2 separate regions of the Homo sapiens genome follow, and region 2 is linked to region 1. The links are chromatin contacts, found by Hi-C or POLR2A ChIA-PET in ENCODE. All regions are on one chromosome and are shown on one strand. The core of a region is the stretch at or near the end of the contact, and the rest is flanking DNA. Distances in the headings are between cores, read along the strand shown.

What was found. Hi-C counts contacts between places; a loop is a spot of excess contacts on that map. ChIA-PET counts read pairs that join two places held with the same protein, here RNA polymerase II (POLR2A). Pooled maps may share reads with other maps.
Region 2: a loop to region 1 is called in a pooled map, with 2.3 times the contacts of the local background. The contact joins the promoter of KCNE1 here to the promoter of ATP5PO in region 1. A Hi-C loop is called at or near these places in 7 of 50 pooled maps. POLR2A ChIA-PET finds 5 or more read pairs at or near these places in 2 of 52 experiments (MCF 10A and activated CD4-positive, alpha-beta T cell).

Annotation. Positions count from the first base shown.
Region 1 is chr21:33,914,554-33,921,236 of GRCh38, reverse strand. ATP5PO (ATP synthase peripheral stalk subunit OSCP) reads left to right here and starts at 5,433. Exons shown (of 7, transcript NM_001697.3): 1 at 5,433-5,509. The coding sequence starts at 5,474. It also overlaps the pseudogene RN7SL740P. RefSeq lists enhancers at 5,252-5,861, 6,376-6,683.
Region 2 is chr21:34,509,373-34,515,561 of GRCh38, reverse strand. KCNE1 (potassium voltage-gated channel subfamily E regulatory subunit 1) reads left to right here and starts at 3,352. Exons shown (of 4, transcript NM_000219.6): 1 at 3,352-3,535; 2 at 4,247-4,461.

The DNA of each region.
Region 1 (6,683 bases), core at 4,184-6,683:
CGAGGCTGGTCTTGAACTCCTGAGTTCAAGCCCATCTGCCCACCTCAGCCTCCCAAAGTACTTAGATTGCAGGTGTGAGCCACAGCGCCCGGCCTCTTCCCTTATAGGATACAACTTTTTGTTCCTTTCCAAATGCTCTGTTCTTGCATAGCAGAGGGTGTGGCAGTGTCACAGCTGGGAAGTTTCTGCCAGTTCCCTCCACATGGGAGTTTGCACATGGCGCCCTGGCCTGACATCACAGTGATTTGCCTACAGGCACCCAGAAATCCAAGAGCAGGCAGGAGGGAGGTGTGGATGCAGTGTTATCAGGCTTCAGGGCTTCTGTGTTTCTCCCTTTGCCCACACCACTAAAATACAGGCTAGCTTCAAAATCCCATTCCAGAAACACATCCTGAATGATTCACTTATTCTTTCAACCATAGAGATGGAAAGAGATGGGACTTGGTGCAGGTGCCTGGGTTTGAGATGCAAATTGCCATTTCCTAGACAAGCTGCGTAAGCAGGATCCAAAACGTTTTCACCATCTATAAAATGGGGGAATACCAAGCCCATCTACATCTCGAGTCATCCTAAAACTCAAAATAAAAATGAAACCATATATGTGCAACCAGTTAACAAATCCTAAAATTGAAATGACCATAAACCACTATTTTGGAGATGTGCAAGTGGCTGGAAATTATTCTAGATATGAAAGAAAGTGTGTCTTAATATGTTTAGAAGATTCAGAATTGTTTAAAATGTCAAAAAGTTGGGGGCAGGGCACCAAGCGCGGCGGCTCACACCTGTAATCTCAGCACTTTGAGAGGCCGAGGTGGGTGGATCTGGAAGCCAGGAGTTTGAGATCATCCTTGGGTAAATACAAAATAAACAGAGGGTATTTCTCTGCTGCTGTGCAACCTTACAGTTTACTTATAATTAATTTTTTTTCCTTTTTTCTCCTTATAATTAATTTTCCATGCAGCTTTTCAATTTTCTCTCACCAAGTTGTGTCAGTTTTGGAAATCTATTTCAAAATTTTTCTAGATATAAAAAAAGATGCTTAGAAGATTCAGAATTGTTTAAAATGGCAAAAAAAAAAAAAGTGGGGGTTGGTGGTGCCAAGCAAGGTGGCTCACACCTATAATCCCAGCACTTTGGGAGGCCAAGGCAGGAGGATCGCTTGAGCTCAGGAGTTCGAGACCAGCTTGGGCAACATGGCAAAAACCTGTGTCTACAAAATACAAAATTAGCTGGGTGTGGCTGTGTGCACATGTAGTCCCAGCTACTCAGGAGGCTGAGGTGGGAGGATTGCTTGAGCCTGGGAGGCTGAGGCTGTACTCAGCCATGACTGTGCCACTGCACTTTAGCCTGGGCAACAGAGTGAGGCCCTATCTCAAAAAATAAGCAAATAAATAAAATAAAATGGCAAAAAAAAAAACAAAAAGCAGAAACCATCTGAATTATATTCAGAGTCTAGAGTTTCCCAAGTATAGTTGACCCTAGAACTTTTTATTTGTATTACATCTGTTAACACCCACACTTCAGAAAACACAGGTTTTGCAGTTTAATTTCTCATAGAATATAAAGTTTATAAAGGTAGGCACTGTGTCTTGTATCCTGTTGTAGCCTCAGTGAATAGAACAGCTGGCTACATGTAATAGCTGCTCAATAAATTGTGTTAAATAATGTGTTGAATACTTTTCATTAGGCTTATTTGAAAATAGTCTCTGAAAGTTTGCAGAGTAGAGTGAAACAAGGGTTTTCATGTGCTGCTACGGAAAGTATAAATTGGTTAAAATTTTGAAAAGCAGCTTGGCCTCATGCATCAGAGGCTCTTAGAGTACTCATATTCTCTCACCAAGTTGTGTAAATTCTGGAAATCTATTCGGAAATTTTCCTAAATATGAAAAAAAAAAATGACTGGGCATGGTGGTGTGCACCTGTAGTCCCAACTACTTGGGAGGCTGAGGTAGAAGGATTGCTTTAGTCCAGGAGCTCTCAGCTGTAGTGCACCATGCCGGTCAGGTGTCCACACTAAATTAAGCATCAATATGGTGACCTCCCAGGAGCAGGGGACCACAAGGTTGCCTAAGGAGAGGTGAACCAGCCAAGTCAGAAACAGAGTAGGTCCAAACTACCATTTTTAGGCCGGGCATGGTAGCTCATGCCTGTAATCCCAGCACTTTGGGAGGCCAAGGTGGGCAGATCACCTGAGGTCAGGAGTTCAAGACCAGCCTGGCCAATATGGCGAAACCCCATCTCTACTAAAAATACAAAAACTAGCTGGGTGTGGTGGCATGCACCTGTAATCCCAGCTACTCTAGAGGCTGAGATAGGAGAATAGCTTGAAACCAGGAGGCAGAGGTTGCAGTGAGTCAAGATTGGGCCACTGCACTCCAGCCTCAAAGACAGAGCGAGACTCCATCCCAAAAAATAAATAAATAAATAAATATAAAAATAAAATAAAACTCCCATGCTGATCATTAGTGGGAATCATGCCTGTGAATAGCCACTGTACTCCAGGGCAAAAGAGCCAACACCATTTCTTTTTTTTTTAAAAAAAAAAAAAGAAGGCTGGGCACAGTGGCTCATGCCTGTAATCTCAGCACTTTGGGAGGCCAAGGCGGGTGGATCACCTGAGGTCAGGAGTTCAAGACCAACCTGGCCAATATGGTGAAACCCTGTCTCTACTAAAAATACAAAAAAATTATCTGGGAATGGTGTCACATGCTTGTAATCCCAGCTACTTGGGAGGCTGAGGCAGGAGAGTCGCTTGAACAACAAGAGCGAAACTCCATCTCAAAAAAAAAAAAAAAGAAAGAAGAGAAATATATGTCTAAATATGCTTAGAAGATTCAGTATTGTTTAAAATAGCAAAAAGAAAAAAGGAAATCATCTGAATTATGTTCAAAAATCATAGAATAATTAAGTTGCAGAATATTCACTTGATGGACTACCCTGCAGCCATTAAAATGATACTTAGAAACTTTTATAATTTGGAAATATGCTTATATTATAAGCATGAATGCATAACTCATATGTAATTTTGCATCCTTTTCTTTCTTGCATTAAAGAAAATGGCAAAATACCAAACTGTATAAAGATTGTTAATCTGCATGTATAATAAAAGCAAACAAAATAAAGAGCTAACATAACCGGGTGTGGTGGCGTGCACTTGTAGTCCCAGCTACTTGGGAAGCTGAGGTGGGAAGACTGCTTGAGCCCAGGAGTTGGAGACAAGTCTGAGCAACATAGTGAGACCCTCATCTCTAAAATAAAAAAAAATGTTGTATTAGCCAGGCTTGGTAGCATGTGTCTGTAGGCCCAGCTACTGGGGAGGCTAAGGTGGAAGGATTGCTTGAGCCTAGGAGGTCAAGGTTGCAGTGAGTCGTGATCACACAACTGCACTCCAGCCTGGTGACAGAGCAAGGCATTGTCTCAAAAAAAAAAAAAAAAGACTAAATTAATAAGCACCACTCTCTCAGGCAATTGTTCTAAGCACTTTACATGTATACCTTTTTGTTTCTTCTAATGACCTATAGGCAGATACTATTATAATACCCATTTTATAGATAATAAACTGAAGCACAGAGAAGTTATATAATTGGGCCAAGGAACTGATTGGGATTCAGGCCAGGGTAGTTCAGGCCACAGCCTAAACAAATATTGAGAAACAAGACACCAAAATATTTACAACAATTGCCTCCGAGTGGAAGAAAAGAGGACAATTACTTTCTTTATCTTTCTCTACGTTTTAAAAAGTTTTTAGGGGGTTGGGTGTGGTGGCTCACACCTCTAAGCTTTGGGAGGCTGAGGCAGGCGGATCGCTTGAGGTCAGGAGTTCAAGACCAGCCTGGCCAACATGGCAAAACCCCATCTCTACTAAAAAGAGAAAAATTAGCCGGGTGTGGTTGTGTACACCTGCAGTCCCAGCTACTCGGGAGGCTGAGGCAGGAGAACCGCTTGAACTCAGGAGGCAGAGGTTGTAGTGAGCTGAGATCACGCCACTGCACTCCAGCCTGGGTGACAAAGCGAGACTCTGTCTCAAAAAATAAAAATTGTAATAATGAGAAAACTGCTCTCTAAAAGGGCAAAATAGTGAATTAACGTGTTTCTATAATAAATCTGAGCAGAGAATTTTTCTTTTAAGTTGATTACAGAACCCCCACTATTACAACCAGGAATACTGACCCTTGCTCTGCCAGCCAGTCTCTTCTCTGACAGAGGAGAAAATTCGACCAAGTTCTATTTAGAGAGAATGGGTTGAAGATAGGTTGTTTTTATGGATGCAGACAAACTATATCCAAGGCTAGTACCCAGTTCTCAGTTTCAATATCAAATTTGCTCAAACCCGGGTTCTCCTATTTTAGGCCTGATGCTCAGATAGCCACTCTGCCCTAGCCAGAATCAAGAATCTAGGTACCAGAATCCCATATGCCCTCACAAACCAACAGCTCAGTTCTATACTCAGGTGAGATGGGGGAGAGGGGAGGGGAATGGAGGGCCACAGGGATTCTTTGCTTTTGCTTGGCCAAACTTTAGTGAGACTTCTGAACCTTCTCGTAGTCCTATCTATGCACCTCCTTGTAAAGTCCAGTTTTAGCAAAACTGCTAAGTCAGTTTAGCCAGAACCCCCAATCTTCGACAACCGATCATCTTTGATATCTGATCAGGGTCTTCATCCTTCACCATCCCCCAGGTGATGTCTGATCACCCTGGCCTGTCTTCTACAAGATTCCTCTAGGTCATTTTAGCCAGAATCCCTCTTACCCCAGTTTCCTCTAAGTAATTTTCTATCCACTGACCCCCGCACTGCTCCTTGGCCATAAATTCCCATTTGCCCATTCTGCTTTCGGAGTTGAGCCCAATCTCTCTGCCCACTCCCAGACCCTGTTGCACTGGTCCTATACCCATCGCTATGGTCCTGAATAAAGTCTTCCTTATCATGCTTTAATAAGCATCACTGAATAATTCTTTATTTAACAATGGGTAGTCATGGCCCAGGTAAGAGAGACGTGGTGTCCGCTCCTGGAGCTGCAAGGCTCCTGGGGGCTTTTTGTTTTGTTTTGGTTTTGTCTTTGTATGCAACGTGAGAAAAAGCCATTGATGCAGGCTTTAGCATGCTGGGAAGGAAGTGTAAAGAAGCCAGTGACGCTGGTAATAACTGTGAAATGGAACAAATGCCACCATATTTATCTAAATGTAAATTTTAAAACTGGGGACAGCAAATCCATTCTACAGTGAGCGCCGCTTGGCCAGTAACAATGACTTCATTTTCAGATGCAGTCGAAGCCCTGTGGCTCCACCCCGAGGGTCCAGCCCTTACCACTGCTAAGAACTACAACTCCCAGCCCGAGGGAGGTCTCTGCGCCTGCGGCCTGACGCCCTACGCCTACACTTCCCAGAGAACCTAGCGGTTACGCCAACGCGCGCGTGCGCCCTTGCGCGTTTCTCTCTTCCCACTCGGGTTTGACCTACAGCCGCCCGGGAGAAGATGGCTGCCCCAGCAGTGTCCGGGCTCTCCCGGCAGGTGAGAGAAAGGTGGTCCTGAGAGCCAGTGGGAGGATCCCTCCTGGGATGACCGGTACCAAACCTCGAGCACCAGGGTGCGATGCTTCGGCTGGGGAAGTCTGGCAGTCTTCAAGGTTATGGGACCTGGCGAGTGGGAGCGACTCAGGACGACCCAGCGTTTGTCCCCCGGGATGCCTACGGGGCAGTAGGCGCGGGGCTGCGCGTGCCGTAACCTTGGCGTCTTCCGAGCACAGCCCCTGGAAGCTGCTAGCCTGAGGGGCGCAGGAGAGGGGGTCTGCCCTTCGCTGAATTCCGGGGAAGGGGCATGGACTAGCCCCCAAATCAGCTTCCTTTGCCATTGTGGTAAAACCTGTCAGAGATCACTTACTAGTAATGCTAAGGAATATTTGTAAAACACATTTCACAGTTTTATAAATAAAATGAGGCCGAAAAGTTTAAATGAGTCTTTGGCTGCTCAGTCAGTAAGTGGTAGAATTGAGATTTGAACCCACGGAATCACCCAGAAGATCGAGTTTGAAAAAATGTTATGCTGTTTGTGCTGCATCTCACCATGGTGCTTTACATATCATGACCCCTTCCTGGCATCTTAGGTAATTTTTTCATAAGCATTAAAAAGTCTTAATCCTCACAAGCAGTTTTGATAAAACACGTTCCATAGCTGGAGTATTTGAAGGTGACCTGTGATCTGTGACCTGTGCGCTTGCAGGTGATTTTTAAACTGTGTATTCCAGCTCTGTCTTTTGATGGGCAGGATAGTGTCTCTCAGAACTAAGGCTTCTTGTCAGATCAAACTCTGCGGCAGTACTCAAAAAATTCATCTTTATTTTCAGATAGCATTTGCATTCCGAGGAGGGTACGTCTGTTGCAAATGATCTGCTCAAGGGTCTGTTAATAGAAACGCCAAAATTTTGGTTAAATATTTTTGAAACATGCACTCCTTGGAAGTTAGTGTTTTTCTGTCTTACGGGTATGCTAGCCTCGGTCCATTCCTAGCAAACTAGGAGGTTCGTGGGAAGGTGATTTCCCAAGCAACTTGGCATAATCCTCATTGGGTAAGTTTACCCCTTAGTAATAGTAAGTAGCTCACCCTCATGTAATATGTGAATATACAAAGAGACAAAAGTAATGATTTTAAGGTTATTTAAAATTTTTTGTTGTTATTGAGTTAAATG
Region 2 (6,189 bases), core at 2,103-4,602, 600 kb before region 1:
CAATAATGCACAAAGTTTCTGGTTCCCAGGCTGATGGGCCTGAAAGTAATTGAATCATGAATGTGCCCAGGACCCACGCATTGCTTTGTAGGAGAGGGGTTCAGTCAAATGTGAAACAACCGACATTCAACAGGCAGCATCATGCAGGATGCACACTTTGCCATTGATTGAAAGTGTTTCTTCAATAGGCTTTGATAGAATATGTTACTAATCTGATGGGAAACAGCTTAGGGCCATGCAAAAAAAGAAAATCAGCCCCTGGAAATGAGTGGCTAAATCAAAGCGAAGGGCAGTAGAAGGAGAGGAGCGGAGCAATTCATGGAGCTATTCAGACACAAGCTATAAACATTGATTTGAAGTCAGCAGGCATTTGGGATTTTACATTTCCAGAATATTGTGTGTGAATTACTGCCCACAGAAGATTTGGGTTTTCAGAGAGCTTTAATTTTCTGTGAAATGTGCAGAACTCACTACAAAATAAATCGATTTTCTCATATGTTAAGTTGCAGGAGATTAAAAGCACTCTATGGACGTGTTATGATCAAAAGTGAACGCGCAGCCAAAGTCTGTCACACTTCACAGTGCCCGTAGAACCCGCAGAAAGTTTGCCTGGGTATCATAGGTACATATCCAGTAACATTCACCCAAAGGTCAGTGACTCAGGTGGAAGCTGCATACATAATTACCCTAAAAATTATTCAGGAAGAAGGTCCACTATGAATAACAAGTACTCTTCCCTCCTGCCTCTCTGGCCTCCTGATTCTAAAGTAGAACAGGGAGTAGAACGTGGAGGAAACTTTTCAAGTATATCACCACTCTTGGCAATCCTTAATTCACATCTGAAATTCTCACTCCGTGACTCACCGAAAGTTACATGGCAATCAGGTAGATGGATTTGCTTCTCACATACCTCATTTTCTTCCACAATCCTTCCCTGCTGTTCGTGAAAGGTCATTTCAATCATAGCTATGTTTATGAAAGACAGAAGGAAATTATTCACAAGTGATTGAGGTGTGCTGCCTGTGCCCACCGTTTCTCCTTCTTTCAGGATTCTGATGAGGGACTCGGTGACCCTTCTACACAGCGAACGAGTGCCAAGTAGATGCAGTGGCCACTGCTCAAATCCCTCTTTCAAGAGTGTCAGGGCCCTCCTGGCTGACATTTGTACTCTGGCAGCGCAGACTTTTCAGTGTTTTTAACTTACCATGTTGTCTTTTCTCTGCCTAGAAAATGATCTCATTGTCCCAGCCCAGCCCTGCTAACCCCACAATGAGGTCCACGAGGTCCTGCTCACCCCTGTTCAAATTCCAGCAGCTACCTCTGTGCCCAGCCACAGAACATGTTTCTAGGGGCTGCTTTTCTTTTCTTGAGTGGCCCTAAGCTGTTTCTTACCAGATTAGTAATATATTCTATCAAAACCTACTGAAGAAACACTTTCAATCAGTGGCAAAGCGTGCATTCTGCACAGTTCTGCCTGTTGAATGTCGGTCATTTCACATTTTACTGAACCCCTCTCTTACAAAACAACGTGTGGGTCCTGGGCACATTCATGATGCAGTGACTTTCAAACCCATCAGCCTGGGAACCCAGAAACTTCTTGCATTATTGGTCACAATAAGCGCTACTGAAATGATTGACTCTTTAATATTTCTCCTGCAGGTGTCTATTAGGAATGTCTCTTCCCCCTAAGAATCGTTGCCAGCTACTCCCGCTGGGTCTCCCATCATGCCCCCTTCTTTTCCATTGTATGGCATATTTTCTTTTTTATCGTAATTGTTAAATTGTTTGTCTTCCCTGTTGAAACATAATTTGGGTGGAAGTGGGATTCCTGGTAGCCAATGGCTCATAGTAGACGTTCAACACGCAAGTGGATTGGATAGATGGAAGGATAGATGGGTAGATGGAAAGTTGGATGGATGGATGGATGGATGGATGGATGGATGGATGGATGGATGGATAGGGATTTTGGAGGAAGAGGAGTGAGCAGTCACTGAAAAGAATAGAAAAATAATGAGGCTTGCTCCCTCTCCCTAGTCAGAAGAGCCAGTAAGCAGCTTAGAGCTTTAATCCCACAAATTGTCAGGCAGCTGGCGCAAGAACAGGGAAAAAGAGAGAGAGAGAGAGAGAGAGACCCTGTCTGTGGTAGGTTATGGTCATCAGTGAAAAAGAACAAAAACCTTTGTTTTAAAACTCTCCTCAAAACAGATGATTGGCTAGAGGGTGCGGCACAAAGGAACTTGTCAGGGTGATGGAGACATTCTGTATCTGGATTGAGCAATGCAAGAACCTGGGTAAAGACACAGTCATGGTAACAGCTGTATACATCTGTTGAAAACTCATCAAACTTATCATATTTAGAAAGGGTACATTTTGCTTCATGTAAAGTATGCCTCAATAAAGTGTACTTGATTTTAAAATCAGGATAAAGGAAAAAAACATTGATCTTGGATAATGGGCAGGGGTTGGGGAGAAGGTCTTAATTATCATCATATCCTTTTAAAAACGTTTTTCAAGTGTGTGATGCTCTGATGACATTCTTAAGACACAGCAAGGCAAAGCAGTATCCCAAATGAGAGAGTGAGCATTCCAATAAATATTTTCTGTAAGACACTGATATGTCTATGACTATTTGCTAAATTTAAAAATCAACTTGGACCATATTTACTCCCTTAAAGTCTAATAGACGACTAATTTCTTCTATGTTCAGAACAAATATGTTGCTACTTTAAGAACAGCATACATAGGTGTGGTCGGCCCTCTGTGTCTAAGGCTTCTGCATCTGTGGATTCAACCAACAATGGACTGAAAATATTCCAAAAATAAAATAAAATTAATGAAACAACAACAAAAATAAAACAAATAAAAAAATGCCAGGTAACAACTACTTACAAAGCATTTACATAGTATTAGGTGTTAGAAGTAATCAAGAGATGATTTAAATCACCATCTATGATTGGCTGATATGCATAGGTTATATGCAAATACTATGCCACTATATATAAAGGACTTGAACATTCGCAAATTTTGGTATCTGCAGGGGATTCTGGAACCAAACCCCATGGATACCAAGAGACAACTATATATAAAATACTGAAAGAGGCATGGAGAGTGATTTTCAGGCCTCTACCTAAAGCCCTGAATATTAGAAATTACTGAATTTCTTCTCAGGAAGGAAATTACGCCATAAACCAGTGTTGCCACACACCCAGAGAACAAGATGACCCGACGCCCCAGCCTGGTCATGCCACATGAGCTGAGCAGTGGGTAGGCCACTGAGCCAGTGATAGAAATCACAAATTACAAAACGTCAGAGTACTTTCTGGAAATAAGCCTTCCTCTCCAGGGAACAACGCATTTGACACTTGACTGGGATACACTACCGGATCCTCCGAGGGTGATGGTTCTCAAGAAGGCAGAAGCAATGGTGACCAATAGACCTCCTTAAAGGCTGAGCCGCTGGGCACCTTCCTACTCCTCTCGACCGTGCTAGGATGACTGCAGCAGAGTCCCCGAGTCCTTTGATGCAAGGGTCTAGGTGAGTTCGAAGGAGAGCCATACTAGGCCAGGCAGAAAGGCCCATGGTGATGGCTGTCCACCCTGGTCAGGGGAATTCTAGGTTCAGGCCATGCGGCAAGGTCACCTTGAGGGACATGCTTTGCTCTAAGCTCAGCTTAAGTGTGTCTGAACCCCCCTCACTTCTTCCAACTGCAGAAGCACATGGAGAAGGGGGAGAAAGGGTTGCCCACCTCCTAAAATGAGGGCAGCGTGGTGAAGAGCCCCATCATGCCCCACCAAGGTCCTGTGTGCAGGGCAGGGCAGTGCCTATCCAGAAGGCCAGACCTCTAACTGCTGCTCTGTAGGACGTCCGGGCCTCACATGCAGGCTCCTATAAGCTGGCTGTCTTGGCAAGAGGGCCCTGGTACAGCACTGTGTTCATCACAGAAAACCACACCGTACATAATTTGTAACAGACAGAAATGCATTTGGCTCATGGTTCTGGAGACTGGGAACCCAGGATGGAGGGGCCACATCTGGCAAGGGCCTTCTTGCCATGACATGGTGGAAGGTATCACAAGGTTGGGGAAGGAGGGGTGGGCGGGGCGGGAAGAGAGAGAGAGAGAACAAGAGAGAGAGAATCCATTCATAAGGGTGGAGCCCTCATGACTAAACACCTCCCATTAGGTCCCACCTCCCAACACTGTTGCTTTGGGGATTAAGTTTCCAGCTGGCTTTTTTCAAACCTTAGCAACCACCAAACAGACAAGCCCTTCGGCCTGTCCTGGAGGGCGTTGAATGGCATGGCCTGGAGCTCAACCAGGAGAACCGTGCTCAGGAGGAAGAGACCAGAAGGATAACTCAAAAAGTTCTGAGAAGTTCCTAAGACCACCTGAAGAGAAGGAGCCTGCTGCCAATGGTGTGGACACCGCAGTGTGCTTGAGGAGACTTCAGAAACGAGAACTGGTAGGAGAAGGGGGTTGCACAGACCCTTTCCTCAGTTAGGCACCCTCTGCTCCCACCCTCATGCCCACCCTGACATCAGGCTAAGGGAGAGGCGCTCATCCATTGACAGGTGCCAGGCTGTCCTGGGCCTGGCAAACCCTGGCCTTGTACACCCACTCTCCACACGTCTGCCCCCACCCTCCCAGGGGCAGGGCCGGGCTTCCCTGCAGAGACACAGGGCAAAGAGGGAGAGAGAAGGCCTCAGGCCAGGGCATGGCCTAGTGCCTCCCAGCGCCAGGTCCTGACAGCCTGAGAGAGCTGGAATCAAGGAAGGTGATCCTGGGCCCCAGACAGACGTCAGTGAGCTTCAGCCTCTGGTGGCTGCACACCAGCCAGGGCAGCAGCGCCCCCTCCTGCCTGTGTTCAGCTGTGTGGGCTGCAAGAGGACTAAGGAGAGTTTCAAGGAGGCAGGCAGTGGGGGAGGAAGTGTCCCAGGTAGAGGCTGAAGCTTTAAGGAGGATGGGAGGGGAGGCTTCACCCGGAAGGAGCTTTTGGAGCAAGGGCCTGAAGGAAATTGGGGAGAGAGCCTGAGTATCTTTGGTAACTGGGAAGAGAGCATTCCAAGCAAAGGGAAAAGAAGAGAGGCTGTCAGACAAGTGTGCACCCACCATGTCTGGGCACATCGAGAAGGACCCTGTGGCTGGAGGGGAGGAAGGAGGGGAGAATGGAAAGTGAGACCAGAGGTGACCTGACCAGGGCCTTCGGAGCCCCGGTGAGGGGCTCAGCGGGTGGGTGTCATGGGTGTGAAGAGGTAGGTCCCTCATCACCAGTCAGCAAAGCGTTCCCTGGGCTCAGCTGAAGTCCTGCTGGAGTGTGTGCCCCCTGGACTGGAGGGGATGGGATTGGTGGGAATAAAGTTGTGAGTTTGGAGTTGTGGTGAGCAGAGCACGAAGTGAGCCCCCAGCACTGCCACTTCCGCGTGAGGGGTGAACTGGCCCTGCACTCTCTCCCCTTGAGTGTGGGCAGGACAACCCTCTCTGCCTACAACGGCTCAGCACTCGTACTACTGTGGGACAGTGCTTCTGTGATTACGTTCCTTTATAGGAAAAATTGATTTTGCAGATGTAGGTAAGATCTGGACTCGTTTGACTTTGAGTTTATCAAGAAGGATGATTGACAGACACAGTGGCTACTTGAGAGTGGAGGGTGGGAGGAGAAAGAGGATCAGAAAAAAATAACTACTGGGTACTAGGTTTAGTACCTGGGTGACGAAATAATCTGTACAACAAACCCCCATGACACAAGTTTACCCCAATAATGAACCTGCACATGTACTCCTGAACCTAAAATAAAAGTTGAAAAAGGGGCCAGGCGTGGTGGCTCACGCCTGTAATCCCAGCACTTTGGGAGAGGCCGAGGCGGGCGGATCACGAGGTCAGGAGATCGAGACCATCCTGGCTAATGTGGTGAAACCCTGTCTCTACTAAAATTACAAAAAATTAGCCAGGCATGGTGGCAGGCACCTGTAGTCCCAGCTACTGGGGAGGCTGAGGCAGGAGAATGTCATGAACCTGGGAGGCGGAGCTTGCAGTGAGCTGAGACTGGGCCACTACACTCCAGCCTGGGTGACAGAGCGAGACTCTGTCTCAAAAACAAAAAAAAAGTTAAAAAAAAAAAAGAAGGAAGATTATCCTGATGGGCCTGACTCAATCAGGTGAACCCTGAGAGGACACTGGAGGGAGCAGTGGT